2 separate regions of the Homo sapiens genome follow, and region 1 is linked to region 2. A link is a loop called in an ENCODE intact Hi-C map of the cell type or tissue named here. Cell type or tissue: GM12878. All regions are shown on one strand. Links, peaks and the distances in the headings refer to the core of each region. The heading gives the core; the rest is flanking DNA.

Region 1 (5,384 bases), core at 245-5,244, 60 kb before region 2:
CAGCAAGTAGGTGACACGCAAAGCCTTAGGGGTGGATGTGATCACGGAGGAGAGAGGCAAGTGATAAGGGCCCTGGCAGGGATCCAAGGGATGCTGCAGGTAATGGCCAAACTGAGCTGGAGCTCAGAGCTGCCCATCGAAGGCCAGGAGAATGTAGTGTCTTTGGAACCTAGGGTAGAAGAGGCCGGCTCTGATTTGTTGCTGTTGCTCCCGGTTCTGGGTCTTGTCTTTGTGAGGTTGTTGTGGTTGCTGCATCAGCCAGATGTGACCCTGCAGGCCTCCCCTTCAGGTCCAGAAAAGACATATTTGCTGCTTCATTACTGAGGCAGTAAGAAGACAAGCTTCCTTGTGTGCTTCCTCCCCTCTTGACTCACTAAAATCAGGCTGACTTTAGTCCTGTCTTTCCAGATGAATGCAGCCTAGGGAAGGTTTCTGACCCACTTCGGACACTATATACAGTGGATAATTAATACTTTTCCTTGAAAAGGATTAAATAACACGTTCAGATTTGGCAAATATTTTTTTAATCCGATGTTCTTATCTGGCCATCTACATTGGATCATGATTTTGCAGATGTGAAAACTGAAGCTCAGAGATGGCTTTCTCAAGGACACACAGTGAGCAGGTGTCAGCCAGGACTAGATCTTGAACTCCTAGTCTAGTGCTTTCCTAGTTCTTCCTTGCCCACACACATGCAAACAAAGCATCCCCACAGACACACCTACCTGTTCAGTGCAGGCACCTATCTATGGAGCAACCACAGGTGTATTTCCCCCAAATAATATTAACAGATGATATTGGAGGAACTTAAAACTTTTCTAACAATCAAGGCACTTAAAAACTTTTCTAAAGATAGGTAGTTTTGGGGAGAATGTTAGATGCTGTTTGTCTACACTTGCCTCTCATGTCCTGGTTCTCTACTGATAGGCTGAGTAGAAACATAAAGGCAGACAGGATATCAACATGGACTTGGAAAAGTCATCTGAAGGACCTCAGCAGAGTCAGTAAGTCACACTTGGCAAATATTACACTTTATTCTCAAAATCCAAAGGATCAAAACCTATGGCACCTGGCTTCTGAACCTGTATTGCTTTCATTACTGTATAAGTAACAATAGGCAGGCTTGGTTATGGGGAAAGTGTAAGATGAAAATGATCTTATGCTGAGTTAAAAGACTAACAGACCACTGACGAGACATAGGAATGCTATCTTCAGCATCTAAAATCATCAAGGGATTTCTTCCACAGAACATTAAGAAGTCAGTAGAAAGAAGAGGAATGAGGTCAGGCCCAGTGGCTCATGCCTGTAATCACAGCACTTTGGGAGGCCGAGGTGGGTGGATCACCTGAGGTCGGGAGTTCTAGACCAGCCTGACTAACATGGTGAAACCCCTCTACTAAAAATACAACAATTAGCTGGGTGTGTTGGTGGGTGCCTGTAATCCCAACTACTCGGGAGGTTGAGGCAGGAGAATCTCTTGAACCTGGGAGGTGGAGGTTGCAGTGAGCTGAGATTGTGCCATTGGACTCCAGCCTGGGGAATGCTAATTTTTTTTTAAAAGAGAGGTTGCTTTGGCCTGATCATTATTAGAAAACATTTTAAAATGGGACAATATTTTTTATTTATGAGGATGTAGAAAAACAGAAGCTCACTTGGTGGAACTGAAGATCAGTGTAGGCCATTTGAGCAGTAATTGGCTTAAGCATACACTCATGACCTCACAGCCCCACTCCTATGGGCTGACCTCAGAACAGCTCTTGCACAGGTCTGTCTGGAGACAGGATGAGGACGCCCACCACAGCATTGTTTGTGGAAGTTGGCAGCTGGACGCAGCTTAGGTGTCATTACTGTGGGAATGGACAAGCCACCTGTGGTGCATGAGCATTGTAGAATACTGTACATGAAGCCATGGATGGATCTGTAAAGGCATTGGCCTGAGTTAAGCGTGAGCTCTATAATACACATTTACTAGTGGAAAGTGAAAATGCACAGACCGCCATTAGAACACTGTCTCTTCTTCGAGAATTCCTATTTATCCAAGAACACATGCCTATCACATTAGAATGGGTTCTATCAGGAGGCTAAGGAGAGGGAAATAAGGCTCAGGATCAGCGATGAAGGGGGAAAAAAAAATAACAGCACAAAAGAAGTGCCTTGCAATGCTTCTTAACTGAAGCGTACCGTGAACTGAGGGGTGTGTTGTACTCTACTCTCAGGCCCTGAGATCTGAAAATGAAACGACAAAAAAAGTGAAGGCATGGGAACTGAAGTCAGAGGTTTCCAGTTTCCATGTGAGCCTGGTTCCTCACCCCAGAATTAGCTGTTCGTTCTCAGCTTTCTCATCTGTGAAATGAAAATAATAAATAACTTCCTGGAGAGAATGTGGTTAGTACTGACTGAGAAAAGGGAAGCATCTTGCTTGGCACTTAGTAGTTGAGTAGTAAATGTTAGGTTCCTTTCTCCTGTCCTGGGGTTTTGCCCCCCAAACCTCTCCCCTTGACTGGGCATTAAGACTTTACCAGTTGCTACTCTGTGACCATTCCCCTCAGTGGGCACTGCTGCTCACCACGCAGTATAAGACTGTTGAGAGGACACAGGGTGTCCCAGAAGAGCCACCTTGCAAGGTCAGTCTTCTGCAGCCTGTCAGCTCAGAGTGGGTAAAGCAGTGCGGGTGTTCCCAGGTTCACGGGAAATGACCTGGCTTTTCTGCAGCCTGATGTTCTGGGCTTCCGTGCCCTTCTTCCTGCTCTAGTGAAGGGCTGGCCTGCTCCTCTTGGAGGCCTTAATTTTGTCTGCCTCACTTTATCCAGCCGGTCTGGGATTACTTCCGAGCTCACATAGACTTGCCAAAGGGGTTTTGCTTTCTCTTCTTTGATTACATCTAGTCCTACAGAAAGCCCTTACCAGAGTTAGCAACTGAAACTCTTCCATGGCTGCCCATAGTCCTTGGGATGAAGCCCACACTCCTCCCAACACAGTTACGTCCTCATTTCACCTGAATAGTCTCCTCTGTCTCCACTCACCTAAGGCTTTAACATTTTAGGATTCAGCCACTGAGAGTTTATTTTGGCTCCTCTCATGTGTTCTGCTCTTCCTTTAGGGTGTTTGCCCAAGCTGTGCATTCATTCCCTCAATACATAATGTTAAGCACCCACTTGGGGCTAGGTACATGACAGACTACTCCTTCTGCAAGGAATGCTCAGCTAGCTCCTATTCACCCTTCAAGACTCAGGTAAAACATCACTTCCTCTTGAGACCTTTCTTGATTTTCTTCCCTATGGGGATTAGATGCCTGTGTTTGCATGTTTATGGCACCCCATGCATCTCTTATTATTGCATTTTTGTATAGTTTCTTTTGCCTTTATTCCTGGACTACGAGTGCTGAAAGTTTTGGGATCACATCTGCCTTGATTGCTTAGTATTTCCAGCTGTTAGCTGAATACATAGTGGCACTCACTGAAATGAATAAAAGAATGAGCTCATAGCATCTTCCAGTGCTGTGTGACGTTGTGTTTTTAGATTAGAAGGTACCTTAGAGATAACTCAAGTCTGAGCACTTTTTTTCTCACTCTTCTATTAAAATGTTTATATATATATATATATTTCATTACCATAAAATTCACCTTTTAAAGTGTGCAATCTGTGGTTGTTAGTAACAAGGTTGTGCAACCATCACCACTACCTAATTCTGCATTTTCTTCACCTTCTGTGAAAACCCTGTACCCACTAGCAGTCACCAGTCTACCCCTGTCCTCAGACCTAAGCAACCACTAATCTACTGTCTGTCTTTGTGGATTTGCCTATTCTGGACATTTCATGTAAATAGAATTGTATCACATGTGGCCCTTTGTCTCAAGGTTCATCCTTGTAGCACGTATCTCAGGATTTCATTCCTTTTTACTTCATTTCGTTTACCCATTCATCAGCTGATGACTGCACATTTGGGTTGTTTCTACCTTTTGGTTACATGAATAATAATGCTGTGAGTGTGTGCATAAATTTCCATGTGACTGTATGTTTTTAGTTGTAATGTTCTTAGGAGTGGAATTGCTGGGTCATATGACAACTCTCTATGCCTAATTTGTTGGGGAACTGCCAAACTGACTCCAAAGTGGCTGCCTCATTGGTGATATACAACAGTTCAAATTTCTGCCCACCTTCACCAATGCTTATTTGCATTTCTTTAATTAAAAAAAATTAAGCTATCCTAGTGGGTCATGCCTTTATTTCTTATAGTGCTCCTCTATGGAAAAGGAATTTGGTGTTTTTTTGTTTGTTTGTTTGTTTTTGCATTTGACCATGAGCACATTACTTAATTTTTGTTACCTTTTTAAAATTTATTTATTTAATTTTGTGAGATGGAGTCTCGCTCTGTCACCCAGGCTGGAGTGCAGTGGTGCAATCTTGGCTCACTGAAACCTCCGCCTCCCAGTTCAAGCAATTATCCTTCCTCAGCCTCCCGAGTAGCTGAGATTACAGGCATGCGCCACCACCCCTGGCTAAGTTTTGTATTTTTAGTAGAGAGGGGTTTCACCATGTTGGTCAGGCTGGTCTCAAACTCCCGACCTCGTGATCTGCCCACCTTGGCCTCCCAAAGTGCTGGGATTACAGGCATGAGCCACCACACCCAGCAGTACCTTTTTTTATTCACTAGGGCTATTAACTTCTACCTCACAGGTCACTGTGAGATAGAATGATGTGAAGGATATTGTGTTAGTCCATTTTGTGTGGGTGTAAAGAAATACCTGAGACTGGGTAATTTATAAAGAAAAGAGATTTATTTGGCTTACAGTTCTGCAGGCTATACAAGCATGGCACTTGGATCTGCTTGGCTTCTGGGGAGACCTCAGGAAGCTTTTAGTCATGGCAGAAGGTGAAGGGGGAGAAGATGTGTCACATGGTGAGAAAGGGAGTGAGAGAGAGGAAGAGGTGCTAGGCTCCTTTAAACAACCAACTCTTGCATAAGCTAACAGCGAGAAGTCACTCATGACCATAGGGAGGGCACCAAGCTAATGAGGGATCCACCCCATGACCCAAACACCTCCCACTAGGCCCCATTTTCAACACTGGAGATCACATTTCAACATGAGATTTGGAGGGGACACACCTCCAAGCCGTATCAGATATGAAGCACCTAGCATGTTGCAGGCCCATGGCCAGTATTCAGAGGATGGGAGTCACAATTCCATGGCTTCTGATAAACTTTCCCTATGCATCCTGGGATTCCCACAGAGAGCGAAGATGAGGATTGTTTGGCTCAGGACTTGGTTTGGTGGTGGCTTCTTCAGAGGGAGCAGTTGCCCATGGCAGTGACCTGAGGGGGCTGGGGAACACAGCAGTTGGAAAAGGCCAAGAAGGCCTGGAAATTGAGGTCTCTCCAGCAC
Region 2 (5,384 bases), core at 317-5,316:
AGCATTTTCATGCTCTGGAGCAACAGTGACCTGTATATCTGGAGGCTCTGGAGAGCTATTTTGTCAAAACTGAGCAAGCATGCCACCAGTTCCTTCATCCGGCAACATTTTTGAGCACCTACTATGTGCCAGCCATTTTCCCCATGCTGAAAATGCACTTGGTCACAGCAGGAGGCCTCTGTGTATTGTGAACTCATGAATGAGACCCAGCCCCGGGAGGTGCGTACCCATGTGCTCCTGTCAATCTGGCTGATAGTGCATGGCAAAACTCAGAGCAGCAATCTCCTGGCCTTCCTCCTCTGCCCCAGTTAATTAGGGAGAATAGTGCTGTGACCTACTCACAGTGGTGAACAAGAGAAGGTTTGGGGGACTTCGAGTGCCTTAGAGAAAGAAGCACCCACCTACAAAGTGTTTCCTGCAATTGCAGCAGGAAAGGCAACTATGATGGCTTGAGCCCAGTTAAGAGCAGACACCTCAGATAAAGAAATGGGATGCTGTCTTCCCAGGGAGAGAGAAGCCTATGCCTCAGCTGGTCAGGAGAATACAGGCTTGCTGCAAGTTGGTTCTACCCAGTGTGGGCTGCTAGGGAGGTTGAGCAGTTCAGAGACATGGAGCCCCACGGCCACTGTGTCTCCTGGGAACACAAACCTGGCTCCTAGCACGAGAAGCAGCAATGGAGAAGGGAGAACTCTGTGGCTGCAGGTGCTCTGTGACTCTGCCCTCCGAGGAGCCCATGGTTGGCCTGGGAGCCTTTGCCTCGTAGAGCCTCATCCTAACATTGAGGTCATCTCCAAGCTACCGAGTGAAAGAAGTATACCCCAATGCAAGCAGCGTTAGCACCCAGCATTTGCATTCTGTGCATGGCTGCTCTTCCCATCATCGGGGGCTGAACTGCTCAGGTTCATGGACACCCACCTCGCAGCTCCCTGCTAGGGCCTAGGACAGTGCTGGTGCCTAGCCAAGTCCATTTCTGTTGCATTGAATTGAAATGAGTTAGGGGCTGAGGGGAAAAAAAAAAGAAAAAGGCTTGTGATTTGTCCCATGGAAACTCATGTTATTCTTGCCAAAATCTTTGAAAAAGAGAAGCAGAGTGTGCACATTTTTTAAGGGTTACAGTCTTGTTTTTTTTTTACATCTCAGACTTTTCACATCAGGCCTAAGAGGAGCAGGCTAATGGGTATCTTGGAGGGCTGGATGAAGGGTAGCGGGGTCATGGCCACCCCCTCTGCAGGGCAGGAACCAGAGCAACAGAAGTAACAGAGAAATAGAAGAGCCTGGACATGTGCTGGTCTTTAGGGGAATCAGGAGATGGAGGAACAGTGTGGCCCCTCCTCTTATCCTCTGGTCATGGGATGCAGTGGCCTGTGGTCAGCACGCGGCAGGCACTTCTTCATCTGGCCCTGCCTTTTTTCCTCGGCTCCAGAATGGGGAATGAGCCACCACTCTTTGTAGATTTGTTGTGAGAATACAATGAGAAGTTGTGATAGTCAACGAAGTTCTTTACGTGTGTTGATCCATCCTGGAGCTTCACTACCTTTTCCACAATACCAGGGTTTGCTCATTTTCCAAAGCCCCAGTGTCCTTATAATTGGTGGTCCCATGGGGGGAACTGCAGGAACCATGAAGCCAGTTCACCCTGTGCCAGAGCCCTGGCTTTGTCATGCACCAGCTATGTAACTGTGGGCAAGTTTACCACTCATTACAAGTTAACGTGTTAACTTGTAATCATCATACTCACTTTGCAGAAGTGCCTGGAGGACCATCTGAGCAGAGACATGTAGGCAAGCACCCAGGACAGGTTGGCTGGACTGACCTGTATCTCACATACACTCCTGGGCATGCACTGAGGCCCTCCTCTTGTTTCAACTCTTCAGGCCTGCTTCTTCAGGCAGTTTTTGGGTTAGGAACATTTACCTTCCTCATTTTGCGGAGCAGGGTGCAAGCCTGTCTTTCCAAAAGGTGACGTTGCCTGGGTCAGAACACGCAGAGCGCTGGGAGCCCTTAGTTTGGGCGTCCCCACTGCAGGGACAGCCAAGGAAGTGAGGACAACTCCTGTTTCAATCTTCATACCCTGGGTGAGGATACGGAACTTGCATTTTATGCCTTTTCTCTACTTGGTACCTCAGTGGCGACCTCTGAGTTAGAGGTGTCACAACAGGGCCAGTTAGTTTCTGTTCATCAGGAAGCCCAAGGTGCCTTTGGAGCCCGGGTGGCAGAACTGACTGGCGTTGGCTGAATCCATGGGTCGCCTCTGTCCTCTAGTGGCGAGAGAGGGAAAGGCATTGGCCACTCCGGGCCAGGCTTGCCAACCAGATTCAATTGCCTTTGAGTGATGGTGTGTATTTGGTCACCTGGAAACCTAGCAGCACCAGGCAGCACAAACCCAAGCAAGGCCAACACACAGAAGTCATCACAGAACACATTCCAGGCCTGGGGTAGAGGGTTTCACTCACCTGTTTATTTGTTCATTCATTTATTCATTCAACAAATATTTATGGAGTGTCTGCTATGTGTGGGCATGGCTCTAGGAAGTAGATCAAGACAGTGATCAAAACAGGCAATGAGGCAGTGACGTCATTGGCAAGATGGCAGAAAAGGACTTTTCAGCACTTGCCCCTTCACTGAAACATGAATTTGAACAACAATCTGTGCACGAAAATACCTTCAGAAGAGCTCAGGAATCTGGGTGATAGATTACAGTACCTGATTAGTCAGTGTGGCGATTCCTCAGGGATCTAGAACTAGAAATACCATTTGACCCAGCCATCCCATTACTGGGTATATACCCAAAGGACTATAAATCATGCTGCTGTAAAGACACATGCACACGTACGTTTCTTGCGGCACTATTCACAATAGCAAAGACTTGGAACCAACCCAAATGTCCAACAATGATAGACTGGATTAAGAAAATGTGGCACATATACACCATGGAATACTATGCAGCCATAAAAATAATGAGTTCATGTCCTTTGTAGGGACATGGATGAAATTGGAAATCATCATTCTCAGTAATCTATCACAAGGACAAAAAACCAAACACCGCATGTTCTCACTCATAGGTGGGAATTGAACAATGAGTACACATGGACACAGGAAAGGGAACATCACACTCTGGGGACTGTTGTGGGGTGGGGGGAGGGGGGAGGGATAGCATTAGGAGATATACCTAATGCTAAATGACGAGTTAATGGGTGCAGCACACCAGCATGGCACATGTATTCATATGTAACTGACCTGCACATTGTGCACATGTACCCTAAAACTTAAAGTGAAATAATAATAATAAAATAAAATGAAATAAAATAAAAAAGAAAAGACACATTGAAGGCAGTAGGAAGGACAGCTTCAGATTACCTGTGTCCTCACACCCCCAAGCCTATGCAGGGCATCACCGAGAGATACCTTCTACGTGGAGGAAAGAGAGCGAAGTGACCGCCAGTTTCACTGTGGACCCTAGTGCTAGGCTAGCCCTTATGAATCCAGGATCCTGGAGTCTAATAATGTTAACAGAAAAACATTAAACAGATTAAATTTAATAGAGTTTAATTGAGCAAATAACAAAAATTCATGAATCAGTCAGTCCTCAGACCAAATAGGTTCAGAGAACTCCAGGCTGCAACATGGTCAGGTAGCATTTATGGACAGAAAATGGAAGGGAGGTGCAGAGACCAGTTGATGGGTTATGGCTTCATTTGTCTTATTTGAGCATGTTCTTATCAGTTGGCCCCCTGCAACTGACTGAAGCTCAGCTGCTGAGACTGGCTGAGACTCAGTTACCTGTTATAAAATTATACTCCTAAGTTAGGCTTGCAGTTAGTTTCCATCCTATGTTAGGTTGAAGTTAATTAAAGAGGGACTCAAAGTGCAGAGGCATTGTCAGACCAAATTTAATTTAATTTAACAATAGAGTGGTTAAGCGTATTTGGGGGGGAAAAAGATCCAACTATATGCTGCCTAAAAGAGAGTCACTTCAGCTTTAAAGATACATATAGGTTGAAAGTGAAGAGATGGAAAAAGGTATTCCATACAAATGGTAACCAAAAAGGGGAGTGGGGTGGTTATTCCAAAATCAGATAAATTAGATTTTAAGTGAAAAACTGTCACAAGAAATAAAAAAGTTTTATCCTACGTATAATGATAAAGGGATAAACTCATCAAAAGCATATAACAATGATAAATACGTATGCACCCAACATTAGAGCACCTAAGTACATAAAGAAAATATTTTAAAAATTAAAGGGGGAAATAGACAGAAATACAATAATAGTAGGAGACTTCCATACTTCACTTTCAACAATGAATAGATCTTCCAGATGGAAAGTCAGTAGGAAACGGTGGACTTGGACAACACTATAGACCAAATGGACCTAACAGGCACATACAGAACATTCCATCCAACAGCAGCAGAATTATGCACACACAGAGAGCATTATGCAGAATAGAGGGAGACATCACACTACCTGATTTCAAAATATTCTACAAAGCAATAGTAATCATGACAGTATAATACTGGCATGAAAATAGACATATAGACCAATGGAACAGAATAGAGAACCCAGAAATAAATCTATTCATTTTCAGTCAATTGCTCTTTGACAAAGTTGCCAAGAATATACAAGGTGGGAAATATATTCTTTTCAATAAAGTGTGTGGGAACAACTGGATATTCACATGCAGAAGAATAAAACTGAACCATTTTCTCACACCATATAAAAAATCAACTCAAAATGCATTAAAAACATAAAAGTAAGATGTGAAACTACTAGAAGAAAACATAGAGAAAAAGTTTTTTGACATTCATCTGGGCAATGATTTTTTGGATATGACCAGAAAAGCACAGGCAACAAAAGCAAAAATAAATGGAATTGCATAAAACTAAAAAGCTTCTGGGCTGGGCACAGTGGCTCACACCTGTAATCCCAGCACTTTGGGAGGCCTAGGTGGGTGTATCACCTGAGGTTAGGAGTTCGAGACCAGCCTGGCCAACATGGTGAAACGCCGTCTCTACTAAAAATAAAAAAATTAGCTGGGCCTCGTGGCAGGTGCCTGTAATCCCTGCTACTTGGGAGGCTGAGGCAGGAGAATTGCTTGAACCCAGGAGACAGAGGTTGCAGTGAGCTGAGATTGCGCCATTGCACCCTAGCCTGGGTGAAAAGATCGAAACTCCATCAAAACAAACAAACAAAAAAGCTTCTGTAAAGCAAATAAATAATTGACAGATTGAAAGAGACACCTATAAAGTGGGAGAAAATATTTTCAAACCATACATCTGACAAGAAGTTAATATTCAGGCTATATCAGAAACTCAACTTAAGGCTGGGTGCAGTGGCTCATGCCTGTAAACCCAATACTTTTGGAGGCTTAGGAGGATGGATTCCTTG

The links. Hi-C counts contacts between places; a loop is a spot of excess contacts. Peaks named below come from ENCODE experiments on the same cell type or tissue, not always from the same donor. Only the 100,000 strongest peaks of a DNase experiment are listed, where the experiment ranks them.
Region 1: it touches region 2 in a loop (2.0-fold over the local background); 5 of 110 quality-filtered maps call a loop at or near these places.

Annotation. Positions count from the first base shown.
Region 1 is chr12:4,941,485-4,946,868 of GRCh38, forward strand. No RefSeq gene overlaps it. Among named protein-coding and RNA genes, the nearest start is that of KCNA1, 34 kb to the left of the region's middle. In GM12878, for the core only: no CTCF peak of the experiment used is centred there; DNase peaks (open chromatin) are centred at 1,701 and 2,297; H3K4me3 peaks cover 584 bases; H3K27ac peaks cover 2,528 bases.
Region 2 is chr12:5,000,948-5,006,331 of GRCh38, forward strand. No RefSeq gene overlaps it. Among named protein-coding and RNA genes, the nearest start is that of KCNA5, 40 kb to the right of the region's middle. In GM12878, for the core only: a CTCF peak has its summit at 2,261 (motif pointing left); no DNase peak of the experiment used is centred there.